Regions from separate parts of the Mus musculus genome. Here region 1 is linked to region 2. Evidence: chromatin loops called from intact Hi-C (ENCODE). Cell type or tissue: heart. All regions are shown on one strand.

Evidence for each region. A loop is a pair of places that touch in the nucleus more often than their neighbours do. Peaks named below come from ENCODE experiments on the same cell type or tissue, not always from the same donor. Only the 100,000 strongest peaks of a DNase experiment are listed, where the experiment ranks them.
Region 1: a loop joins it to region 2, with 2.3 times the contacts of the local background. A loop is called at or near these places in 12 of 42 quality-filtered maps.

Annotation. Positions count from the first base shown.
Region 1 is chr2:167,682,444-167,687,443 of GRCm38, reverse strand. No RefSeq gene overlaps it. Among named protein-coding and RNA genes, the nearest start is that of Cebpb, 4.0 kb to the left of the region's middle. In heart, a CTCF peak has its summit at 2,115 (motif pointing left); DNase peaks (open chromatin) are centred at 113, 825, 1,716, 2,123 and 1 weaker place; H3K27me3 peaks cover 1,123 bases.
Region 2 is chr2:168,078,345-168,083,344 of GRCm38, reverse strand. Pard6b (par-6 family cell polarity regulator beta) reads right to left here and starts at 2,341. Exons shown (of 3, transcript NM_021409.2): 1 at 1,986-2,341. The coding sequence starts at 2,051. Gm39990 (a long non-coding RNA gene) reads left to right here and starts at 2,619. Exons shown (of 2, transcript XR_867010.1): 1 at 2,619-2,845; 2 at 3,585-4,933. In heart, no CTCF peak of the experiment used is centred here; a DNase peak (open chromatin) is centred at 2,604; H3K4me3 peaks cover 3,885 bases; H3K27ac peaks cover 3,811 bases; H3K27me3 peaks cover 789 bases.

The sequences.
Region 1 (5,000 bases), 400 kb after region 2:
ACTCCTGACCTGAAAGCCCATCTCACCTGGCCTGTCATCCTTCTGTCCCTGCTGCCCACCCCCATGTCAGCCCCTCCAGGGAGGGATCTGTCTATCTATCTGTCTGTCTGTCTGTCTGTCTATCTATCTATCTACTGTGCACCACAACTTGCATGTGAAGGTCAGAACTTGGGGTTCGCTGACTGTCACAGGTCTCTCCTGGCAGATGGGTCCTGGGTATTGAACTCAGGTCTTCAGGCTTGGTAGTAACTACCTTAAACCACTGAGCCATCTCCATGGCCCAACTTCTCTCTTTACTCTCGTTGTTTTGGCTGGGTGTGGCCTTGGGGCAAACTGGCTCTGTGCCTTAGCTTCCTGCCAACATTTCAGGGTTCTGGGGAGACACAGCAAGACCTGGGGAGGGTTATTCAGTACCGCGAGCATCTGCTGTGTGACCTTAGCCGGCCCTCTGCTGTCTCTGAGCCATATTTTATACTCGTTTGATCCCCCTGATAATTTGTGGGAGGTGAGCCATACTGTTTGCGATCACAGGTTAGGAGACCGGGGCTCAGGAGATCTAAGAGTCAGCTCAGGGTCGTCACACTGAAGCAATGGCGGTGGAGAAAGTCTCCCAAGCCTTGGGGTTATAATCAGCTCTAACAGTAAACTTGAGTCTAGAGAAAGGTGACTTGGGTCACACGGGGACTCAAGGGGTGACTCAGGCCCTGGAGACCAGACTCCACCTCATCACAGAGCTTGGCGCTCTGGCCTCCAGATTGGGCTAGCTGGCCCCATGGCAGCCTCCCTGCCAGGCTCACCCACCCACGGCTGACCCAGCTGTCCCACGGGGAGGCCAGAGGATCGTTGTTCTCCCCAGGTTCTTTGCTCAATAGGCCATGCCTGTCACCTCGCTGTGGCTGCCAGCCCTCCCTCAGGGCTCTGAGGCCCCACCAGGCCCGAGCAGCTGGCACAGCCCTATCCAGACCCAGTTCCTTCCCTGCTTCCTGTCCCAACCTCATGTTTGGAGGAACCTGGGCTGCAAAGGTCTCTGGTGTGGCCAGACCAACCAAGAATGGGTTAGCTCAGCACTACTGCGGTGTGCTTGGTGTGCCTGGTGTGCCTCTTTTCTTTCCTCTTCTCTTCTCTTCTCTTCTCTTCTCTTCTCTTCTCTTCTCTTCTCTTCTCTTCTCTTCTCTTCTCTTCTCTTCTTTTCTTTTCTTGTGACAGTGCTGTAGTCGGGAGACCCTGGCCTTGCCCACACTGGCCACAGCTCTGCCAGCAAGCTACACCCCAGCCCTCTTTTTTATTCTTTTGAGACAGGGTGTTGACAAGTTGCCCAGGCTGGCCTTGATCCTCCTACTTCAACCTCCAGAGCAGCTGGAATCACAGGCCTGTGCTACCAGACCCCAGCTGTCCCTTTAAAGTGAATTCATTCCTAATGTGTAAAAACCAGAGACTTCACACCGCGCTTCCAATTTCCAGTTCTTCCTCTGAACTTGGGTCCCTGAACTGGCCTCTCTGGTGTGGTAGCTGTGGCTGTGATGGTTGCTAAGGCATTTCCAGTATGGGTTGTATACACTCTGCTGTGGGAGGACTTAGCCCATCTGCAGGAGGAGGAGGAGGCTGAAGCTGAAGCTGAGCCCCCTCCTCCCCACCCTCACCCCCAGCCTGCAAGCAGCAGCTGTGACTCAGTACAGATGGGACAGCCAGGGACCCTCCTTACAAGGGTGCTCCAGCCATTTCTGTGACCCTTCAGCATATAGCATAGGGATGTGGGATATCCTGTCTCTGGGCCCTGTTGGCCTTCTCCTGACAGGTAGGGGTGACTCACCTCCCTACAGCCCCACACAGGGCTTAAGGTGGCAAAGCCTTAGAAATGCTACTCAGCAGGCTGTTGAGGACAGCCCTCAGTGGCTCACAACTTCTCCCAGAGCCCGTGCACCACGCCTGAGCTTTGCTGGGGGGTAGAGCACTTTGTTTCATTCCCAACTAAGGGAAATAAGCAGAGAGGGAAACCACCAGGCCTCCTCTCTCAGGCCTCAGTTTCCCCAGTGTGATCAACAGTCTTCAGTCCGAGATTGGCCTCCTCCGCATACCAGCTGTCTGTGAAACTTGCCTGTGTGCATGCTGCCATCTCGTGGCAGGGCCTGGGACTGCAGGAGTGACTTGAGTATCTTTTTGAGTAGTAGAGCCTGGCACTGTGGGACATGAGCATGCCACAAGAGGTACAGCTGTCCACGGGATGGGAAGAGGCTCTCAGCCTTCGTGTAGCCGTCCATCAAACTTTTTTAACTAGTTCAGATGCTAGAGACACAGGACATAGGGAAGACACTGGGTCGCTGCTGGGGGGCGGGGGGGGGAGGTCTGAATATTGAGCGTTGCAGATGGGAGTGGAGAGAGGCACAGCCGGTAGGTCTATACCAAGCAGTGAGCCCAGACAAAGGCTGCGCCCCTGCAGTGTTCTGTTAGAGGCCATATCACCAACAGCCTTGCTGACCATCAAAGACATAACATAACCAGCTGTAATGAGGGACAGGAGACAGGATAGACCCTCTAAGGGGACCCCTCTGGCTCCCAGTGGGATGTGGTCTGTGGCACAGGCCAGGGAGGGAGAGACATTCAGGAGTCAGGGAGGACCTGACCAGGACTCTACTGGACAGGAGACCATCATGATTCCCTGACACAGCGAGCACAGTGGCCTGCTGTGTCTCTGGGGTCCAAATCCATGGCCAGAAAAGGTTTGGTGAATGACTACACAAAGGTCGAGCTCCTTTGTCTGTTGGTGGGAGATTCTTGTTCCTCTTAGTGGCTTTTCGTAGCTGAGGCAGGGGGATTGCTTTGGGTTTTCAAGGCCAGCCTTAGCTACTACATAGTGAGACCCTGGTCAAAAGACAAAATGTGTGTGTGTGTGTGTGTGTGTGTGTGTGTGTGTGTGTGTGAGAGAGAGAGAGAGAGAGAGAGAGAGAGAGAGAGCATCCCTCCACTGGATTCGATAGTGTGCAAATACAATGTTCCATGAGGAAGCCATCTTGTCACAGAGCCCAGACTGCCTCTCACCTCCCTCCAGGGTCTTCTGAGATCATCTGGGGTCCATGTCTCCTGCGTAGCGTCCATATCTTCCTGTGCCACTATCCCTGTCCTGACGCAGTTCTTTTCTTCTAAAGCACTCACTGGAGAATGAGTGAGCCCCAGTGCCTATGTCATAGCAAGTTTGCAACCTCTTTGCAAAGCATGAGAGAGAAATGACCTCATTAAGTAACTGCATGGTGACTCGGGCCTGTGATCCCAGGAGGTGGTCACAGAAGGCTCAAGTTCAAGGTTTCAGCACATGGTGGCACACATCTTTAACACCAGAACTCTCTGAGTTCAAGACCAGCCTGGCCTATAATAGTGAAATCCTGACTCAATAAATAAATAAATAAATAATAAATAAATAAATAAAATAATCTTTTGCTATCTCTGGCCTAGAAATACCAGTTCATTTGCAAAGACTCAGAGACAGGTGGACACGCACCAGCGCTAGTGACATCACAGGGGTGTGGTCCCTGCAGAGAATGTACAAGAATGAGGTGGCTTTGTGGGGGAGGACTGGGGCAGTGCTGTCTGACAGAACTTTCTGGTATGCCTGGAACAGCCTCTCCCTGTGTCACAGCAGCCACATGTGGCTCCCAGGGACCTGGCTTGTGCCACTGAGAACATTTCTACGGCATTCTTGTTTGTTTTTGAGACAGTCCCATGTGGCCCAGGGCAGCCTTGACCTCCTTTGCCTCCACTGGGATGGCAGGTGTGAGCCACCACACTTAGCTTGAAGTTTAATATTTAAGTTCTCTCCTGTGCTGGTGACCTCTGTACTGAGTAGCAATGGTCCAGAGTTATCTGTACATTCTAGTGTTCCGTTTTTGTTTTGTTTTAGTGCGTGGTGTGGGTGTTTTGCCTACATGATTGTCTGCATGCCTGGTGTCTGCAGAGGTCAGAAGAGGGTGTCAAATTCCTTGCAGCTAGAGTTACAGATAGTTGTGAGTCACTATACAGGTGCTGGGAATCGAACTAGGTCCTCTGAAAAAGCAGCCAGTACTCTAAACACCTTAGTTAGGGTTTTGCTGCTGTGAACAGACACCATGATCGAGGCAGCTCTTATAAAGGGCAACATTTAATTGGGGCTGCCTTATAGGTTTAGAGGTTCAGTCCGTTATCATCAGAGCGGGAGCATAGCAGCATCCAGGCAGGCATGGTGCAGGAGGAGCTGAGAGTTCTACATCTTCATCTGAAGGCTGCTAGCAGAATACTGACTGGCTTCTAGGCAGCTAGGATGAGGGTCTTTAAGCCCACACCAACAGGGTCACACCTACTCCAACAGGGTCACACCTCCATATAGTGCCACTCCCTGAGTCAAGCACATACAAACCATCACACTTATCCACTGAGCCCCTCTATGATCTCATGTTAGTTGAAGAAAAAAACACTAAGGTGGAAACCTGCTGTAGTTTTGGGGGAGGGTGGAGGCTCCTGCTCTAAATGAGAGACATTAGAAAGTTGGAGCTGGGGCTGGAGAGATGGCTCAGTGGTTAAGAGCACCGACTGCTCTTCCGAAGGCCCAGAGTTCAAATCCTAGCAACCACATGGTGGCTCACAGCCATCCGTAATGAGATCTGACGCCCTCTTCTGGTGCATCTGAAGACAGCTACAGTGTACTTAGATATAATAATAAATAAATCTTAAGAAAGGAAGGAAGGGGGGCTGGTGAGATGGCTCAGTGGGTAAGAGCACCCGACTGCTCTTCCGAAGGTCTGGAGTTCAAATCCCAGCAACCACATGGTGGCTCACAACCATCTGTAATGAGATCTGACTCCCTCTTCTGTAGTAGTGTATGAAGATAGCTACAGTATACTTAGATATAATAAATAAATAAATCTTTAAAAAAAGAAAGAAAGAAAGAAAGAGAGAAAGAAAGTAAGAAAGTAAGTTGGAGCTGTGTAGACCGGGGCCAGGCAGTTCGTCCCAAACCCCACTGAATCTCTATT
Region 2 (5,000 bases):
CATGTAAAGGCTCACTACCGAGATCAGGACCATAAAACTGAGTGTTGGTATTATGCAGCATCACAAGTGGTTTTCTTTCCTCACCTCAAGTCCCACAAGCCAAACTACAAAGAGATGCCAGGAGAAAGCTTGTGTGTTGACAGCTACAAATGGTTAGAGAAAAAGACAGACATTTCTGGAGTCAGTCATCTCCCTATACTAACAAGTCACTTTATTTGCTGTTGTGCAGAACCCAGCCAGGAAGGGTGTGTTCCTTAAACTATCATACAGTTTTACTCTAAAACAATTATGTGTATGCCGGCAGCTCCGTCTATGTATGCCATGTGTCGGTGCCATGGGAAGCCAGAGCACCAGATGTTCTGGAACTGGAGAGAAGGCTCGGTGGTTAAATGCAACACAGCTCACTCAGAGGCTCTGGGTTTGGGTCAGCGCCCACAAGGTAGCTCACTATTTTAACTTCAGGTCCAGGGGATCCGACTTGACTCCCTCTGGGATTCTGGCTTCCTAGAGCACCAGGCATTCAGGTGGTACACAGACATACAGGCAGGCATTTATACATGTAAAATAGTAAATTTAAAGAAAGTTACAGGTGTGTGTTGCTCGGCAGGGGTGCGGCGAACTGAGCTTGGGTGTCCTGCAAGAGCAGCGTACATTCATAAATGCAGTGCCATCTCTCTAACACCAACAGTCCTGTTATTATTACACAGACCTGTGTTTCAATCTAGTTCCTATCTGATATATAAATTCCTCCCACTCCTCCATTAAGACTGTGTCTGGCACTCTCTAGTTCTAGTCTCAATAGTTAGAGGAGATTACAAACAAAACAACAAAGCAAAAAAACAAAAAGAAAACAAACAAACAAAAATCCCCCCAAATTAAAAGCAAATGTAGATCTGTGATTCTTAGTTACAGAACTTTGCTCTCAAGCCCAGGAACCACAAAGGCTCCAGGTAGCTTTCCTCACTCACCCCACTTCCCGGACCGACATTCCCCCAGGGGTCCCTTAACCACCACGCTTCTTATTTTTGCAGTGGGTGTTCGATACACCGCTCCTTCTGTGTGTCTAGCCACAATTTTGCTCTAAATTCTCACGGTCAGCAATGCCCTCTACCACCGTTTTACAAGTTGCTCAGTAAAAAGCCATCGGCAAGACCTGGTCCTACAGCCGAGTTTGGGGGAAGTCACACCCTTTAAAAGCAGGGTTTCTTATCATTTCAGAACTCTCCGAGAACCAGGCTACATAATCCTGCCCCTCCTGGCCGTTCAAAGTCAGGAGAAGCTTGGCGACATGTTCCGGTGGCTACGGATCACCTTCAGATTCCATCTGAAAAGCCCCTTTTGGAAGACGGCATTCTCCAGCTAATCCCCACGGGCTACTCTGCTCACCCGGCCTTGGGATTGAGGAATCCCACCGACACTGAAGTCACTAACAGAAGACTGGCAGATCCGCCAAGGGGGAAAGCATTCCGAATGAAGAGTCGGAATGAAAACAGCAGCGTCTCAAATTGTCAAGCGCAGCACCAGAGTAAGGCGATAGCGCTAATTTCATAGATTAGACGCATACCAAAGTTAGGGCTGGAAAAAGAGCTCTCCTCCACTCGATGTACCCCCGAGCCCCAATAAAAGGTTATACGAGAAGACAACAAGGTGTTCCGAAAGCCTCTGGCTCGTGCCCGGGGTGAAGGGATCCCCCAAAGTTATCCCATCACCTTGCACTGGAGCGATCCTCATCCCACCCTAAAAGCAAGGCGGGAATATGAAGGATAGAAAACAGGGGCTGTGCTGCGGAGCAGACGCAAACGCCTCACATCGCCGCGCTCCACCAAGTTTCTCTCCTACGTGCTTCGGCCAGCAGCTCGCCCTCCGCCCGCGTTCCCACAGGGGCAGCCGAGGTCCACCATCCCGCCACTCTGCGTCCTCACGGGGCAGCCCCGCGTCGACCATCCCACCGGCCCTCGCCCCCGTTGCCCCGCCCGGCCGCGCACCTTGCTCTTCACCTCCATGGTGCCCAGGCAGCCGCTGCTCGCCCCGTGCCGGTGGCCGCGGTTCATGCTGAGTGCCCGGCCGCCGGCGGCCTCGTCGGGGGCCGGCCCTCGGGAGCGCGGGCGGCGGGGCCGCGGAGCGCGGGCTCGGGACTCGAAGCGCCGCACGGCGCCTCGTCACGGCACCTGCTGAGGTCCTCCCCGCAGCGCAGTGCCGGCTGCTCCGCGGCGGCCTGAGGGTCGGACTGCCAGTGCAGCAGGCGGGGACACCGGTCCCTCCCAGCGAGGCTCGGGGGCGGCGGCGGCCGCGGCGGTGAGGAGAGGGCGGAGCACAGCCCTACAGCCGCCGCAGCCTCCCTTATCCGCTGCCTCCCCCGCGGACGCGCGCCCGCGCGCTCGTGCACCGAGCTGGGCCGCGGCCGCGGCACGTGCGCGCGCTCACCTGCAGCTTCGGCGCGCGGCTTGCGCTCCGCCCACACCCAATGGGAAGCGCGCACCTGCGCCCGCGGCGTCAGCCAATCGGCACGCAGCCTGCGGGGCTCGCGCGGCCCGTGGGCGGGCCTCGTGGTTGGGAAGCCCCGCCCACAGCCCTCGCGATTGGTCCTGCCTTGCGAGGGAGGGGCGGGATCACCTGAAGCTCTGGGGCCTCTCTGGATTGAGCCGGGGGAGCAGTAGGACGCATGCGCCGGCTGTAGAGTTTCCGCCCCGAGAAGGCGATGGGGAAGGCCGGCCGGAAGCGCGAGCGCACCTGGACTGCCGTTCAGGAGGGTGTGTATTTTGCGCATGCGCGCGAGCGTTTTCGCCGGCTGGGTCGGGTCGGGAGCGCCCGTATCTTTAACGCGCCCTAGTCACCTGCTTGGAATGTGTGTACAGCCGTTCCCTTGCCGTGATGATGTGGGGTGACTGGGCATCTGGGGCCCCTCTTCGGCCTGAGCCCCCCCCCATGCTGCGGCTTCTTGGCGGCCCCCTGAAACTATTGTGGAAAGAGTTTCAAGTTTTCCCGCCTCTGCAGCAGTCATTAGAGGGAGAAGCTTGGGGGTCGGGGGTGGGGGGATGTCTAGGCCTGGAAACTGCACTTTCGTCTCAATCAGCGCTTCTCAACCTGTGGGCTCTTGACCCCAGGACGACTCTTCCTCCGGGGTCACCTGAGACCTAAAACACAGATATTTACATTGCGATTCATAACAGTAGCAAAATTACAGTTAAGTAGCTAGGAAAATCATTTTATGGCTGGAGGTCATCAGAATGCGAGGTCACAGCATTAGGAAGGTTGAGAACCACTGCTCTAGATCTTCCCTGTCCCGAGGGTGCCCTGGGTATCAGGAGAGGACCAGGGAGCTGAGGCCTGCGATGGTCCCCACAGGCCCTGGCTCCCTGCGGGCCTCACCATCCGCCCTCTGAGGCTGAAGTCGTCTCTCTGTGGAGCAATTTCTTGCCCGTTTGTTGTTTGCACCAACGCCAGCCTCTGGGCTGTGTTCTGTTCCCCCAGTGACCGAGCTGTGTCCTGGGGTAACAACACCAATTCCTAATCTCTGAGCGCCCCACACTGAGGCTGCTGCCTCTCTCTCTGTTTTGTTTACCCATTGGTCTTGCTGGTGCTAGGAGAAAAGTGAAAGTCTCCCTCGACGACCCTCCTACCCCACAGAGGGCTGAAGAGCTAGCTGATCAGGGGCCTTCACTCCTGCCCACTCTCCCCTTGGACCACAGAATCTAACATCTTTCCGCTGTGATGGGGTTCAGCTTTTCTATTTTCCTTCGTGCACGTGCACTTGAAACAGCGTTACTCTATGTACAATGAAAGCTACCCAGTGGCGGGGATACCCTGGCTTTGCTCAGTTGTTTGTTCACCCTGGGAGAGCCAGGCTCTTGTCATGCGCTCATGTATGTATTTGGGGACAAGAGGAGCCGAATCTGTGGCTTCTCCAGGCTACACCCTGTAGCTTCAAAGATAAGAAGCCCCTTTCCCCTTGAACGAATCTCTTCACCAGCTGTTGGTAGGCGATTTTAAGGTTTCCCTGGCCATTCTGGGGTGGAAGTCCTGGAGAGAGAGAGAGAGACTGTCCCTCAAGCTGAATCTCACACTGCCTTCCCAACCCATACCTGTGTGGTGGAAAGAAGATTTGTGGTTTTGAGGGGCAGCCACAGGCCCAGTACCCTGGTCAACAGCATCAGCCCAGCAGTTACAGCTCTTTGGGTCCCAGGACCCCTGAAACTAAACATTACAGGGAACCTCCAAGTTTGTGAATGCCTATGAGTGTTTATTGTATTGGAACTAAACCAGAAACGCGTTTAAAACAATGCACAATACATATTCCAAGCAGGTAAAGATGATGTCATCATTTGTCCTGTCTTTTGCGGAAAACTCCATCATCTGCTTCTGAGACAAGGAAGGTGAGATGCGACGCCTTCATGAGAACAATATGACTTTGGAAATTCCCCTAGCGAGGTTTCCAGGTGCCAGTGGACCCGTGGGCCACTCTGAAAACCGATGTGCCAGAAAGCACAGGACCTCCAATCTCACCTTTCTCCTGCCTCTGCCCTGAGCGGGTCACACCTTGAGAACTGTGGACCTGTGGCCCCAAGTCTGTGTGGATGATGGTTGGGTGGCTGCTATTACTGCTATCGAGACTCCTTTATCAGCTGCTTTGAGGAGGAAGCTCATGGGTGCCAATGCACCTGCGTGGGCCCTGCATTCCTGAAGCTGCCGTCACATCCGCCCTCCCCTCCCCCCGGGTGTGGCATCCCTCACTACCTGAACTTTCCTTTCTCGAAGGGAGGGAGGGCCAGGCCAGAGCTTCCTGGATCTCTCCGGCAGATCTGCTGCAAACCAGGGCTGTGTAAGAAGGGAATGTAGAAAATAGTTTGCCTTTGATAAAGGTGCTGCGGGGGAGGGGAGCCTTGTTGTCAGCTTGGCTTAAGAAGCCTGAAGACCAGAGAAACAGTGTGGATTAGCTCTTGGCTCCTGCCTCTTTGGTTTAGAGACTGACTTGTAACCTCCGTTCTCCCCATCTCCTCTCC